Regions from separate parts of the Mus musculus genome. Here region 2 is linked to region 1. Evidence: chromatin loops called from intact Hi-C (ENCODE). Cell type or tissue: heart. All regions are shown on one strand. Each heading gives the region's core, and the rest is flanking DNA. Links, peaks and the distances in the headings are about the cores only. Region 1 holds the start of Tlr6 (toll-like receptor 6). Region 2 overlaps Gm31889 (a long non-coding RNA gene).

What was found. Hi-C counts contacts between places; a loop is a spot of excess contacts. Peaks named below come from ENCODE experiments on the same cell type or tissue, not always from the same donor. Only the 100,000 strongest peaks of a DNase experiment are listed, where the experiment ranks them.
Region 2: it touches region 1 in a loop (4-fold over the local background); 22 of 42 quality-filtered maps call a loop at or near these places.

Annotation. Positions count from the first base shown.
Region 1 is chr5:64,957,330-64,963,883 of GRCm38, forward strand. Tlr6 (toll-like receptor 6) reads right to left here and starts at 2,719. Exons shown (of 2, transcript NM_001359180.2): 1 at 2,694-2,719. In heart, for the core only: a CTCF peak has its summit at 2,797; DNase peaks (open chromatin) are centred at 2,772 and 3,642.
Region 2 is chr5:64,880,551-64,887,104 of GRCm38, forward strand. It overlaps Gm31889 (a long non-coding RNA gene), which reads left to right. Exons shown (of 5, transcript XR_001784867.1): 3 at 470-530; 4 at 6,235-6,458. Among named protein-coding and RNA genes, the nearest start is that of Gm31889, 4.3 kb to the left of the region's middle. In heart, for the core only: CTCF peaks have their summits at 3,074 (motif pointing right), 3,274 and 3,926; a DNase peak (open chromatin) is centred at 3,931; H3K27ac peaks cover 762 bases.

The DNA.
Region 1 (6,554 bases), core at 1,232-5,231:
AGAAAGAAATTGAATGCCCCGGCAAGGAGGTTCCAGAATGAACTCCTAGTGGCTTAGTGATAGAGGACTTGTCTAGCATGCTTGAGGTTCTATGTTCAAGCCCTAGTACTATCAAAAAAGAAAGATAAAAAGAAGCAAGGCAGGGGCTGGAGAAACGGTTCAGTGATCATGAACACACACGTTGTTCTTACATGCCACTCCCAGCACCAGTAGGGCTGACAAAATGCTCAGACATATAACAATGAACAAATAGATTTCTTAAAAGAAAAAGAACAAGTAATTAGCAAAAATGTAGTAATGTTTACTGCTGAGCCACAGCAAATATTGATGACAAATATTTTTAGAAGAAATTGGGACTTAACTTTGCCAAGGATTATGAAGGAATGATTAGATGTTGGGAGAAAAAAGGAATGAAACTGACGCATGTTGGGAGTTCTTGCTTGATCGAGTGGAAGCTCTAGGTATCAATAAATTCAAGATGTGAGGAAATTATAAAGTTAAGTGTGGGAACAAAGCAAATGAGTCTGAAAAATTAGCGTAGTTCCACTGGGTAATGTGGTAATTTATGTAAATTCCTTTAAAATTCGCTGCTCTTTACTTCAGCAATTCCACAGCTGAGCATTCACTGAAGGGATCAGTAGAGGTCCACAGGACGGTGAGGTTGTGGGGATGCTCACACCGTGATAAAAACCGTGATAAAAACCGGAAAGATCAGAATGGCTAGGGTAGAAAATGATGGTTCATTCACAACGTGGCACGACATACAGCCTCGGTCACTGCATTAAAAAAAAAAATCCTGCAATATAGCATTAAGTGACCGGAAGGAAGGTTACCACACTGCACACCCACCAAGACTCTAATTTGTAAGAATACAGATTAGAGCATCTCAAAACCCGTGGGGGAAGAATGTGAAAAAATTATGCCTAATGCAAATAGCAGTGATGTCAGGATCAGGGCTTAATTTAATTTTCTTTTTTACAGTTTCAAGTATTTCTAAAATTTCAAAACTTTTAACATCTTCTGGGGTCTCAGGCTATTATCTCTTACAATCTTGTAAAAAGCCGTCTTTATTTGATGTGCCAGGGTGAAGTGATATGGGGGGAGTCCCCCATCTCAGAGGAGGAGGAGGGGGGAAGTTGGAAGAGGAGCTGCATGAGGGGGCACTGATAGGAGAGGGAGCTGATATTGGGATGTAATGTAAATGAATGAGCGAATTAATTAATTAATTAATTAATGGGAAAAGTTGTCTCTAACAGAATTTCAGCTTGGAGTGTGGAGGCGGGCATAATGTTCCACTCCGTGCTGAGGCAGTTGAGGGTTGCCGGGAGAAGAGGAGCCCTTGGTAAGCCTAACTCAGTCCAATATAAGGCAACATAGCCAAGAGTACATGGATAGCACAAGTTGGATTTGATGGGATTGGACGGGGGTGGGTTGGGGGGACACTCAGGTGGGTGGGTGGTTAAGAGTTAGGAAGGGGCGAAGAAAAACACAGTGTTCAAAATTCTCAAAGAACTAATCAATTAAAGCTCTCTTAAAATATACCCCGCCAAAAAGTTTTATATGCAAGCATGCTTGTATTATTTATGATATAAATACACACATAAAGAGGGCCCAACCTCTTCAACAAGGTGGCAGAGAATGGACATTCACGGATGAGGTCCCCTCCTACAAATCCCCCTCCCCCACCCCCCGAGGGCAGCTTACGTGTCTATGTTCAAGGGACTGTCATTCATTCAGCTGCCATGTCCCCCACATGGATATGCGCGTCCTGGAAGATGCTCAGAACCTCGAGATGTTCCTAGGGTGCACATTCTGGCAAACAGCCCCAGACTTTAATGAATTCGTAGGTAGCATGGGTGGGACAAAGGGGAAGGTTTATTTATTTATTTTAAAGGAAGTATGAGGAGACAATAAGAATTTGCTTAATACATCAAACAGAAAGTGAAAGAGAAAAGAATAGTCAACCACAAAACCAAAAGTGGTGGCGGATGGAGGGAGCGCCGTAAAAACTAAAGCTATGAGAAAAGGGGGGTGGGGGGGAGGGTTGTAATCAAGTCAACACAAGCACAAGAGAAACCTGGCTCTGTCAAACTTTGGGTTTGAAGGCCAAGTGCCAGCTTCCGGCTGGATTCAAAGTTACAAAGAGTTTGGGAATCTTGATCTCAGTCACTTCCACCAAATGTTTCTTCAGATTCTTCTGTGGACAAAGGGCACGGCAAAAACTAGCGCAGCGGAAACGAATTCACATAGGAGGGACAGAATTAAATCCTTCCTCCAAAACGCTCATAAATTAGTGAGAGGTACAGACTAATAAAAGATTATAGTACCACGTGATGAGGAAACAGAACACTGTTTTTATACACACAGCCCAGTGTGCTGTCACGACCACAAAAGACTACAAAACTTCGTGAAAGGAGAAAACAGCCCAAACCAACGGGACAGGAAAAGTCACAGAAGTCGACTCACTTCCTTGGCTACCGCTGAAATGCCAGCTGTTGTCTGTCTACCCGAAAGTCACAGAAAATTCTTAGGTAGTCCAAACGACAGCCACGCTTTAAAACACCGCCACAAAATCGTTTTGTAAAAATTTCAAAGAAAGGTTACCTATTTCCAGCACTGACGGTACCATTTTCTTTCTCGATTGAAATATCAACGCAGTAATTTGAAAAATCCAGAAAAGCCTTCTTACTTACCAAGACTTCCTTCTCCGAATTTCTCTGAAAAAATAAGTTGCTTGACCAACCCTAGTCCTAAGCCTGGGAACCACGGTACTTAGGAGTGGTTTGGCGTCATCTCTTGGTACTCGTTGGAATTACCCCGTGTATAAAACCCTTCCAAAGCAGAGGGGCTCTGAGCTGCCGTCTATAAATCTTTGCTTCAATCTTTAGATTCATATAAACAAGCAGATTATGAACATTTTGGTGTTACTACGAGTATTTATTTAAGGTATGTTTTGTCTGCTTTTTGGTTTTTATTTTTGTTTAGTTTTGTTGTTTGTTGTTTGTTTTGTTTTATTTCAGACTGAATTTTAAATTGCCACCAGGATAGAAGTTAGGAGATTCAGTTCTGTGCTGTGACAATCCTTCATATTTCCCCTACAAAATCACCACTGTCATTCGAGCAAGGTTTCAGCACCTTGGGACTGACAGAGATACTTTAAAAACAAAATAAGCTTAAAGCTCATGGCGTGCTTTTTGGAAAGCCGGTTTTCAAGAGAAGTTTCAGTGTCAATACACATTTAGCCAGCCTCGACAGTTTGTCAACATTCACTACTACTGGGAGCTTCAGTTCTTAATTCGGGAAGAGCAAGCGATGCTGGTCTTCTTCCACAGCAGCTTAGAACTTGGTTTTCTAAAGACTGTTTAGAATTTGAGAAACACGTTTAGTCAAGGCTGAAAGGCAAAGAGGATGAAGGGCAGACACTTTGAGCAGGTGTCCCTGTATCCCGGCTTCTCACTCGATTAACTAGATGATCGTCTCCTAATTGATCTCTCTGGCTACCATCATCTCGTCTTTGAACAAAAAAACAAAAACAAAAAACTACCAAGACTGTACGTTGGCCAATGATAAGCTGGAAATCACTTCTGCTTTCGGGAGGAAACGAAGAAGAACATCTTACTGCTCATAGTCACTCAGCAAACATAAGAGGAAGTCTTCTCCGAACTGGGGAGGCTCAGCAAGGAGTGATGGGGCAAAGCTGGCAACTAGTGTGTGGAGGGAGCGAATGAGTGGAGATATCCAGACCCGACTGGAGACCTAGGCAGAGGGGAGAGGAGCCAATGAGATGCAAGGGATGGCAGGCAACACTGGGCCTGCTTCTTAAGAAACCACATGATTCAGAGGTATACACACAAGCTTGAGCAAGCACGCACGCACGCATACAGGCACACACATACGTGCGCCTAGCATTGAAGAGCGGTCACATGACTCACATCTCGGTTGTATTGCACAGTAATGATGACCTTTGGGGATGCAAGTGCTACTCCTGTTGAAGCTGTCACAACTCTAAGGGGAAGGGTAGAGCCAACCTAATTCATGCAACTCACATGGAAGGGACCACATGACAGGAAAATGAGCAGAAAAGAGAACACATTGGGCTGAGTGCCTCGCTTAGCCAACTGTGTAGCTTTGGGCAAGTTGTGTAACCTCACTGAGATTATTTTTTCATCTACAGAACAGTCAGAGTTGTGATTTTTTTTCGAGGGATGATAATGAATACCAAGCAGCTGGAATGATAACTGACAAAAAAAGAAGCCACAAGAGTAGGAGATTTGGATTCTGTGAAAGCCATGTTTTCACATGGGAAAGTAGAAAGATCATAGAGCATTGAGATCACATGAAGCAAATCAGGAAGCAGAACTATGGCCTAGCACGCATATACAGGGCTCGTCTTCCTGCCAGCTTTACTCTGGGCATTTTACAAGTACTTACCAACACTCATAAAGGTGCTGGGAGATAAGTGTTCTACCCCCACCTCACACTGGTTCAGGAGTAGCTAAGAAATGGACTGGTCAGGGGCAGGCCGTCCCAAGACTGTGCTCAGCATCACAGTGTGCCAGGTCCCAAGTCTCACATAAGGAGACACCGAGAGGTAGCCATTTGACTCAGAAGCCGGAACTCAGGTTCAGAGTCAGAAGCCGATGGATGCCTGCGGCCAGAAGGCAGAGGGAGCACCACCCTGCCTTCACTTCCAACTGTCTGATTTCTAGAGCCATAAGAGGAACACATTGCTGTTGTTTTAAGCCACGTGGCTAAAGGAAATTTCCTATATCGGCCACAGGAGACTAGTAGCATTATCACATGCATATACTGGAACACATACAATGCTTTTCTTCAGAACTCTTGTCTTCCAGCATAACTAAGAGAGAGTCCCATTCACCATGTTATCCCCCTTTGTCCTTTAAAAAATACCATATATGATGTTTCATATTTTATGAGATAGCATCTTACAAGTGGGTCTCATATCGTCCTGCCTCGGCTCCCCGGTGTTGACATTGCAAGCATGCGCCACCCTATCCGATTTTATGTGTTATGCTACTTTAATTTTTTTTAAATGTCACAGTGGGATAAATAAGATAATATAGCCTAAAGCCAGTTAATATCCTGTCGCAGTTCAGACAGAAGGAAAACATTATTAAGTACTGATATTAAAGCTAACATTTGCTGTTGAATTTGTGGGGAAGACAAACCACGGACTGAATTAAAATGGTATTTGTAGTGCGTACAACCATGTAATGGTATCCAAACTATGTCAGGTTTTCCACACATCAATAAAAATGTGACTGAGAAACCCAAAGGGCGGGCACAAATTAAGCCAAGAATATAATCGGATGGATTGGGGGCGGGGCTAGAAATGGGTCTAACACGAGAAAGCACACGGCGAAGCATCCTCACTGCCTGTGGGAAGATACAGACACTACTCAGTGCACACTCCTGAGATAGACAAAGAACAGGACACTCAGAGATACCAAGTATGAGTCAGAATGTTAGAAACAGGAGCTTACCAACACTTCCCGTGCTCCCAAATTGTTAAAAAAGGCTCAGAGGAGCCAGATGTTGACACCATTTTTGAAGCTCTTCTCATGACTCTTGGTGTCATAGGAGGATCTAGGCACTGAGACCTGCATACTAGCCTGGTGTCTGGCTCCTAGCTGCATCCTTATAGGACCCTGGAGGCATCTGCCCTTGACTTTCTGATTTCCCCATCTCTGTCTTTCCTTCCAGCATTTGAAACCAGTCCTTGAAATCAATCACCAACTGATCTCAACCATTCTGCCTGATGTTTCAGGTTTGGTGTTTGGTTCACTAAGTTGAGCACCAGCCCTTCACTAATTCAGGTTTTGGTAGTTGAATAGAACACCCCTGATTGTACCCGAGATGCTGTTAACACCAGCCATGATCTGGCTTGTAAGCATTCTGATTTCTATTTCTAGCTCAAGTCTTTCCCTCTGATGCCAACAGTTCCCCAGTCTCACTGCACAGAAACATCATGGGCCACCCCTTCATTATACCTCTACGTTCGTTCTCAGCGACCTCACTCCTCTCTTCTCAATCCAAATTAAGTCACTGTTTCCCCAGGACCACATTGCCAGAGTGACTTAACAGAGTTGCCAGTAAATATTGACACTACCCAGGGCTGGTCTCATGTGGACTTCAGACCGTGTCCTGGCCTAAAGGAGGTGCCATTCTACCAGCTTTTCACCACTCTCCCTTGGCCCAACACCCTCCTACCCTTTCTCACGCCCACCCTTGTCCTCTGTTACTTGCCTGACATCACTCTCCCTTGTTCATTCTTAGCTGATGATGCTTCATATTGCACAGATAGGCCTCTTCAGAAGAGCAGTGCTTTACAGTCTGCCGAGCTCTGCCAGTTGACCTGAACAGCTCTATCCTTCCCTTGTGGAGCAGAAGACTCACTTTTGCCTTGTCTACACAGTAAATCTCTCTTGCAATTATCCTTTCTCCACTTGTGGTGGTTTGAATAGGAATGGCCCCAGTAGATTCATGTCTTTGAATGCTTGGCCCGTGGGAGTGGCACTATTAGGAGGTGTGGC
Region 2 (6,554 bases), core at 821-4,820, 77 kb before region 1:
CACTAGGTGGCCATCTTCTAAACTATCATTCTTTATAATCAGCCAAGAGAACAAAAGAAAAAGGCTAGCCCCAGTTTAAGGAGCACAAAGGGCATAGTGACAAGAAAGCTAGTCGATACTTTCCAATTACCACAGCCTCTTTCAGCTCTAGCCAGATGTGCAACAGAGCTATGTTTGGGGAAAATTAGCCTCCTTGAAGTGCATAGGTCAATGGGAGAGAGAGAGAGAAAGAGAGAGAGACAGACAGACAGACAGACAGACAGACAGACAGATGGGCTGTGGATTCCACCTATAACAGCCTTTTCAAGGTAGAAGCATAAATCATGCCCTTTTATGAATTAGCACATCTATAACACGCATTGAGTATCCCTAATCCAGAGTGCTCAGAACCAGAAGTGCTTTTTATCTTTCAGATTTTCTTTCAGAGTTTGGAAATTTAAACACAGACTGTCCATGTTTATGCTTCCAGTGATGACAGGATCTAGGAAAGGGACCTCAGGCCAATCCCCCGGAGGATCATTGCAATTACAGTAAGTAACGTGGGAAGGCCCTAGTTCACAGTGGGCGGGCACTGGCACTCACTGTTCCTTTGTTTCTTCTTCATATGATGTGTGTGTACAAGATATGTGTGTACATGTGTGTGCACGTAGGATGTATGCCTGGTGTGTGTATGTTTGTGTATGTGTGCATATGATGTGTATGTATGACAAGTGTGTCCATGGTATGTATGTGTGCACGGTGCAAGATGTGTGTGTACATGATGTGTGTGAGTGATATGTGTGTACATGGTGTGTGCCTGTATGATGTGTGTAGGACAGATGTGTTCATGATATGTGTGTGAGCATGGCGTGTGTGTATGCATGATGTATTAAGAGCTATCTTACTAGCCCATCCTTTGTTTTTTGACTATTGGTGTAATGTCATCAGCTGCTTCAAGCTCATGCTGCCTTGATTCCCCCACCATGGTGGACCATATCTTGACTGTAGGGTAGAATAAACCCTTTCTCTCTTCAGTACATTATGTAATTCAGATGGCAGAAATGTGTGTGTATGCATTATGTGTATGTGTGTGCATTATGCGTGTGTGCAATGTGTGTGTGTGGCATGTGGTGTGCTGTGATGTACATGTGTAGCTGAGAGGACAACACTGTGGAGTTGGTTCTCTCCTTCCACACTTTAGTGTGGCTTGGGGCATTGGATTCAGGTCTCCAGGTTTGCCTGCCAGTGTCAGTACTCAGTAAGCCGTCCCGCTAGCCTGCCAGTGTCTGTACCCAGTAAGCTGTCCCGCTTGCCTGCCAGTGTCCGTACCCAGTAAGCTGTCCCGCTTGCCTGCCAGTGTCCGTACCCAGTAAGCTGTCCCGCTTGCCTGCCAGTGTCCGTACCCAGTAAGCTGTCCCGCTTGCCTGCCAGTGTCCGTACCCAGTAAGCTGTCCCGCTTGCCTGCCAGTGTCCGTACCCAGTAAGCTGTCCCGCTTGCCTGCCAGTGTCCGTACCCAGTAAGCTGTCCCGCTTGCCTGCCAGTGTCCGTACCCAGTAAGCTGTCCCGCTTGCCTGCCAGTGTCAATACCCAGTAAGCTGCCCCACTGGCCCGTTCTTTGCCTTTTGGCTGTTGACGCAATGTGACCAGCTGCTAAAGGTCCTGCTGTCTCGACTGCCCACCATGATGGCCTTCTCTCGACTGTAGGGTAAGATTAAACCCTTCCTCTCCTACATTGTTTGTGTCACAGCAACAGGAAGTGGAACTGAGTTTCAAATGCATCCTATACTCATGGCCTTAAGGGAACTTTATCCAGTATTTTATTTGTTATTATTGCTTTTGTTATTATTTGTGGTATTTGGGGGGGGGTCAAACTTACAGCCATCCAAATGGTGGCCAAGCACTCTACCCCTATTTATATTTTTGGCATGCTGTCAGGAGCAGACTTCTCCATTTTGGACATTACATTGATGTTCAGGGTGTCAGATTTTGTCAGATGTGGTGTCTCACATCTGTAACCCTGCTATACAGGAGGTTGAGGCAAGACAGGATAGCCTGGGCTACAGAGTAAGAGTTCATTTTAGGAAAAAAAAATAATTCTGGAGCATTTCAGACTTCAGGTTTTCAAATGATAGATGCTCAGCCTGATATAGATAAAGGCTATTGTCAGGTGAGCTCCTGCAGATTAGAGTTAAAAGACCACCTGCTTCATCCTACTTGTCTATTTGTTGGGACAGAGTCTCACTGTGTAGCCCTGGCTGGCCTCAAACTCACAGAGATCCTCCAGCCTGTTTCTTGCTGTTTTGGTTTTGAAGAAAGGGTCTTTCTATGTAGATCGTGACCATCCTTCTGCCCCAGCTTCCCAAGTGATGGGACTACAGGTGAGTACCACCGTGCTGGGCTGACTCGCTGAACTGTGAAGGCCAAATAGGTAAATCCACCAGCAGTTTAGACAGCACACGATACATAGCTGGTGCCCAGTAAAAGCCAGCTCTAATAATGAAGCAGTCCTTGGCTGGAGAGATGGCTCAGCGGTTAATAGCATTGACTGCTCTTCCACAGGTCCTGAGTTCAAATCCCAGTAACCACATGGTGGCTCACAACCACCAATAATGAAAACTAATGCCCCTTTCTGGCGTTTCTACAGCATTCACACACACACAAAATAAATAAATAAATATTTAAAAAATGAAAGCAGTCCTCACCCTTAAAGAGGGATCACTGTCTAGATAATCTCTGTTTGTTTTGTTTTGTTTTCTGGTTTTTTCAAAACAGGGTTTCTCTTAGTAGCCCTGGCTGTCCTGGAACTCATTCAGTAGACCCAGTGATCTTTTAACCCTCTAGGATAATTTAGTTTTAGAAACATGAAGGTGTAAGTGGGACGAAATTCCTGAATGTGTGCTACCACTTCTGATGAAGAAAACCCCTAGATCCACCGGCAGCTCTTCTGAATTAGGGGAGAGGGCACCGTTGGGAGAAGAACTGTGTATTTTCAATGGACACTGTGTGGAAAGAGACCGCAATGGCAGACCTCTGACTACTGCTCATTTTTTTCCTTTTGACCTTTACTGAGTTGTTCTGGTAGCTCATCCTCTTCAACGAACAAGTGTAACTACTGATGTGACCACAAGATGGCACTGTAATCCAAAATTTCACAGAGGAAACCCCCCCCCCCCCCCCCCGAAAAAAAACCCTAGGTTCTTTTAAAGCTTTCTTTCCCCCAGGGTTCCTGGAACTGTTGTGTACTGGCAAGTAGAGCAATCTTGCTGAAAGGAAAGCTCTGGTTCTGTAGGTCTGGGTTGAGCCTGAAATGCTGTGTTTCTAACAGGCTCTCAGATTAGCATCTTTTATTAACTCCATCCCTGGTTCTAGGCCAGTTTAGTTTTAATTTCTCTACTGTTACACCTGATCGGAAAGGAGGGAAAACTAAATTGATGGGGAAAGGACTATGCTCTCTGTCTTTAAGAGGCAATGGGGGGGGGGGGGGAGGAGGAGGAAGAGGGAGAGATAAGGAAACCTGGGCGGTCCAATCCCCAAGACCTGTTGCAGCACACACTGCGCCCCACTGCCACCCCAGCACTGACCAGCTGAGCAGGTGCTCTGGTCAGGGTGAGCTGTGCAGAGCGCAGGGTCCTTCTTAGACCTTTCTGGCACAAAGGATTTATTTGAGAATTCAGTACAGGGTTTACAGTAAACAATGCCAGGTTTTTCAGCTAGCACTCCTAAATTCTCCTGTCAAAAGCTAAGCTAGAGATGCCAGCAGAGTCCATACTGGAAAGAGCTAGCCACAGACCGTATGACTGAATGTTAGAGCAGGAAGAGCCGCTTTGCTGATGGCATTATTCTTACATGCACAATCGTTCTATTTTAATACATGAACTTCTGCTTTCCCAAGTGAGAAGGGCTCTCAGGGAATAGCACGTGAAGTGAAACCACTTCTTGTCCACTAGGGCCCTTTGACTCCAGGCAGGCCCTTGCTTCTTGGCAGACACAGGAGTGTGTAGGAGGGAGAGGAGGTTGTTATCAATGGTTCCTGCTATTCTTCTCTGGCAGACTCTGACTTTCTATTTTCTAGATTTGGTTTTTCTCTCCCACCCCCTCCCTCTCCCTCCCCTTCCCCTTCTCCTCCCCCTCTCCCCCTCCCCTCCCCCTTCCTGCCTCTCCCCCTCCCCCTCTCACTCCCCCCCTCCCCCTTCCTTCTCTCCCCCCTCCCCCTCCCCTTCCCCTCCCCCTCCCTCAACTTCCTGTGTAGCTGAGGATGCCCCTGAACTTCTGATACTCCTGACTCTCCTCTCCTAAGTCCTGGAATTATAGTCGTGTGCCACCGTGCTTGGTCGTGTGCTGCTGGCGATAAAACACAGCCCTTCTCAAATCCTAGACAGTCTAGCCCCTGGGTTCCATGCCCAGCTCCCATATCATTTCTTCCCATTTTGTTTCCTTAACATAGTTTAAAACAAAGTTATATGAATAGCTGGCTCTTGGCTATTTATCGGTCTAGTTTAACCTTCGTCCGGCTCCTTACTCAAAAGGCCACGGCTCCTACTTCTTGGAGGCCTAGAGTAAATTAACACTGGGGGTAATGTTCTCCTCTGTCTTCTCCCCCCCCCCCAATTTGCATAAAGCCTACAGCAGACAGTTCTCGCTGTGCACACACGGGGAAGTAAAACCTGGGCTTTTATCTGGGTGTTCTTGACTTCTCTCTAACTGTATGCATGAGCTGACACGTGAAGGGGTGGGGGTGGGAAAGTGGTTTCAGGGTTGGTCAGACTGGGTAAAAGCAGGGCATCTGGAGCTAAGGATATGGTATGCCCTCCCTGTTCTCCCTGGACGGTGAGGAGAGCTCTGTACACGAGCATCTCGCGGCAGACCGGCCCCAGCACACCCATGTGCAGTATTCACAAGTTTTTGTTTTGTTATTCAACATATTATAGGATTCCCATCAAAATATGATGGCTGAATTTTATTGCATGAAAATTGCAGACAATATAATCATTAATTATAAATTCAACATTAGGGCTGGTGAGATGGCTCAGCGGTTAAGAGCACTGACTGCTCTTCCAGAGGTCATGAGTTCAAATCCCAGCAACCAACCACATGATGGCTCACAACCATTCGTAATGAGAAACAAATTTTAAAAAACTCTATGGGCTGGAGAGCGCGGGCCCAGAGAGAGCAGGGCCAGAGAAAGAGGGAGAGGGAAGAAGAAATAAAATAAAATAAAATAAAATAAAAATAAATAAATATAATAAAAAAATAAATTCAACATCAGATTACGGGGTAAAGACATGCCATACCTTTTTAAAGTTTAGAGAGTTCTCAGCCACAGCTAATACCTCCACGGAGAGAATAGAACTTCATGAGCTTGAACCCACAGTGACACTAAATCAAGAATGACATTTCATCCCCTTTCAAGTTTCAGTGAAAGCTATTCAAGGAATTGAATAAAATTCCTTGGTAAAAGAGCTTGCCAGTCCCAAGATCAACTGGTCCCAACTGGCAGAGTAATTATTGTATTTTTATGTTTAAAATCACATTTATTTATTTATGTAGAGAACAGAAGATAACCTATAGGAGCCGGGTCTCTTTCTACCAGGTGGGTCCTGGGATCAAACTCAGGTGGTTAGGCTTGGTGGCAGTCACCTCCACTCACTGAGACAATTCATTGGCCCACAAGTTGTTTCACACTGAATGCTACTGGGTCACTGCCAGTGCCTTGTCTAAAACGAGTCACATAGCCATTGGGGCAGTGGGAGGGGGAGGGGAGGACTAATGATGTCAAGCTGCATAAACCAAATATTCTCCTCTTGGGGCTGCCCCTGTGTGCATGTCCCCTGGGGAAAGTACAGGGCCGTGTGTGTGTGTGTGTGTGTGTGTGTGTGTGTGTGTGTGTGTGTGTGTTATATAGTTTCCCACGTGTAGAAGCAGTTTGATTTAAAAACATGCTTTAATCTGAGTGAACCCCCATCAGGGGCTCCCCTAGGAATCCCATGATATACAAATGAAGAAGAAGAAAGAACAGTTACTTGTGTGGGCCTTGGTCTATAAAATGGTTGCCGTGCCAGGGCAAGGGCCTGACCTGGCTCCCCAGCGTCTGTGGAAAAGCCAGGTGCATAGGTGCATTGCTGGTCTACAAAGTGAGTTCCAGGGCAGTGAGGGCTACACAGAGAAACCGTCTCGAAAAACCAAAAAATCAAGATATTATATATATATATATATATATATATATATATATATATATATATCCTTCTTGTTCTCAGCTTCAGGTGATCCCACACCACATCAGCCAGCAAGAACGGCCTATTGTCAGGCTGCCAACCTTTAATGGAGATTGGACATCAACCTCTGAGAAGACCCCTGGAGGAGTGCAGAAGCTACAGCGGGGAGCTGGTTAACCCTGAAAGCCTTTAAGGGAAGAAGGGAGGAAGATGAAGATACATATGGGTCTGTGTTGGGGTCAAGAGCCCCCTGCTTGAAGAACATAGTGAGTCCTGATAGTACCATGTTCCAGGGAATTCAGGTGGTCCTGTGGCAGAGGTTTTGCTGGCTGGTACAGCAGTGAGAACGGGGTGGGGGGTGT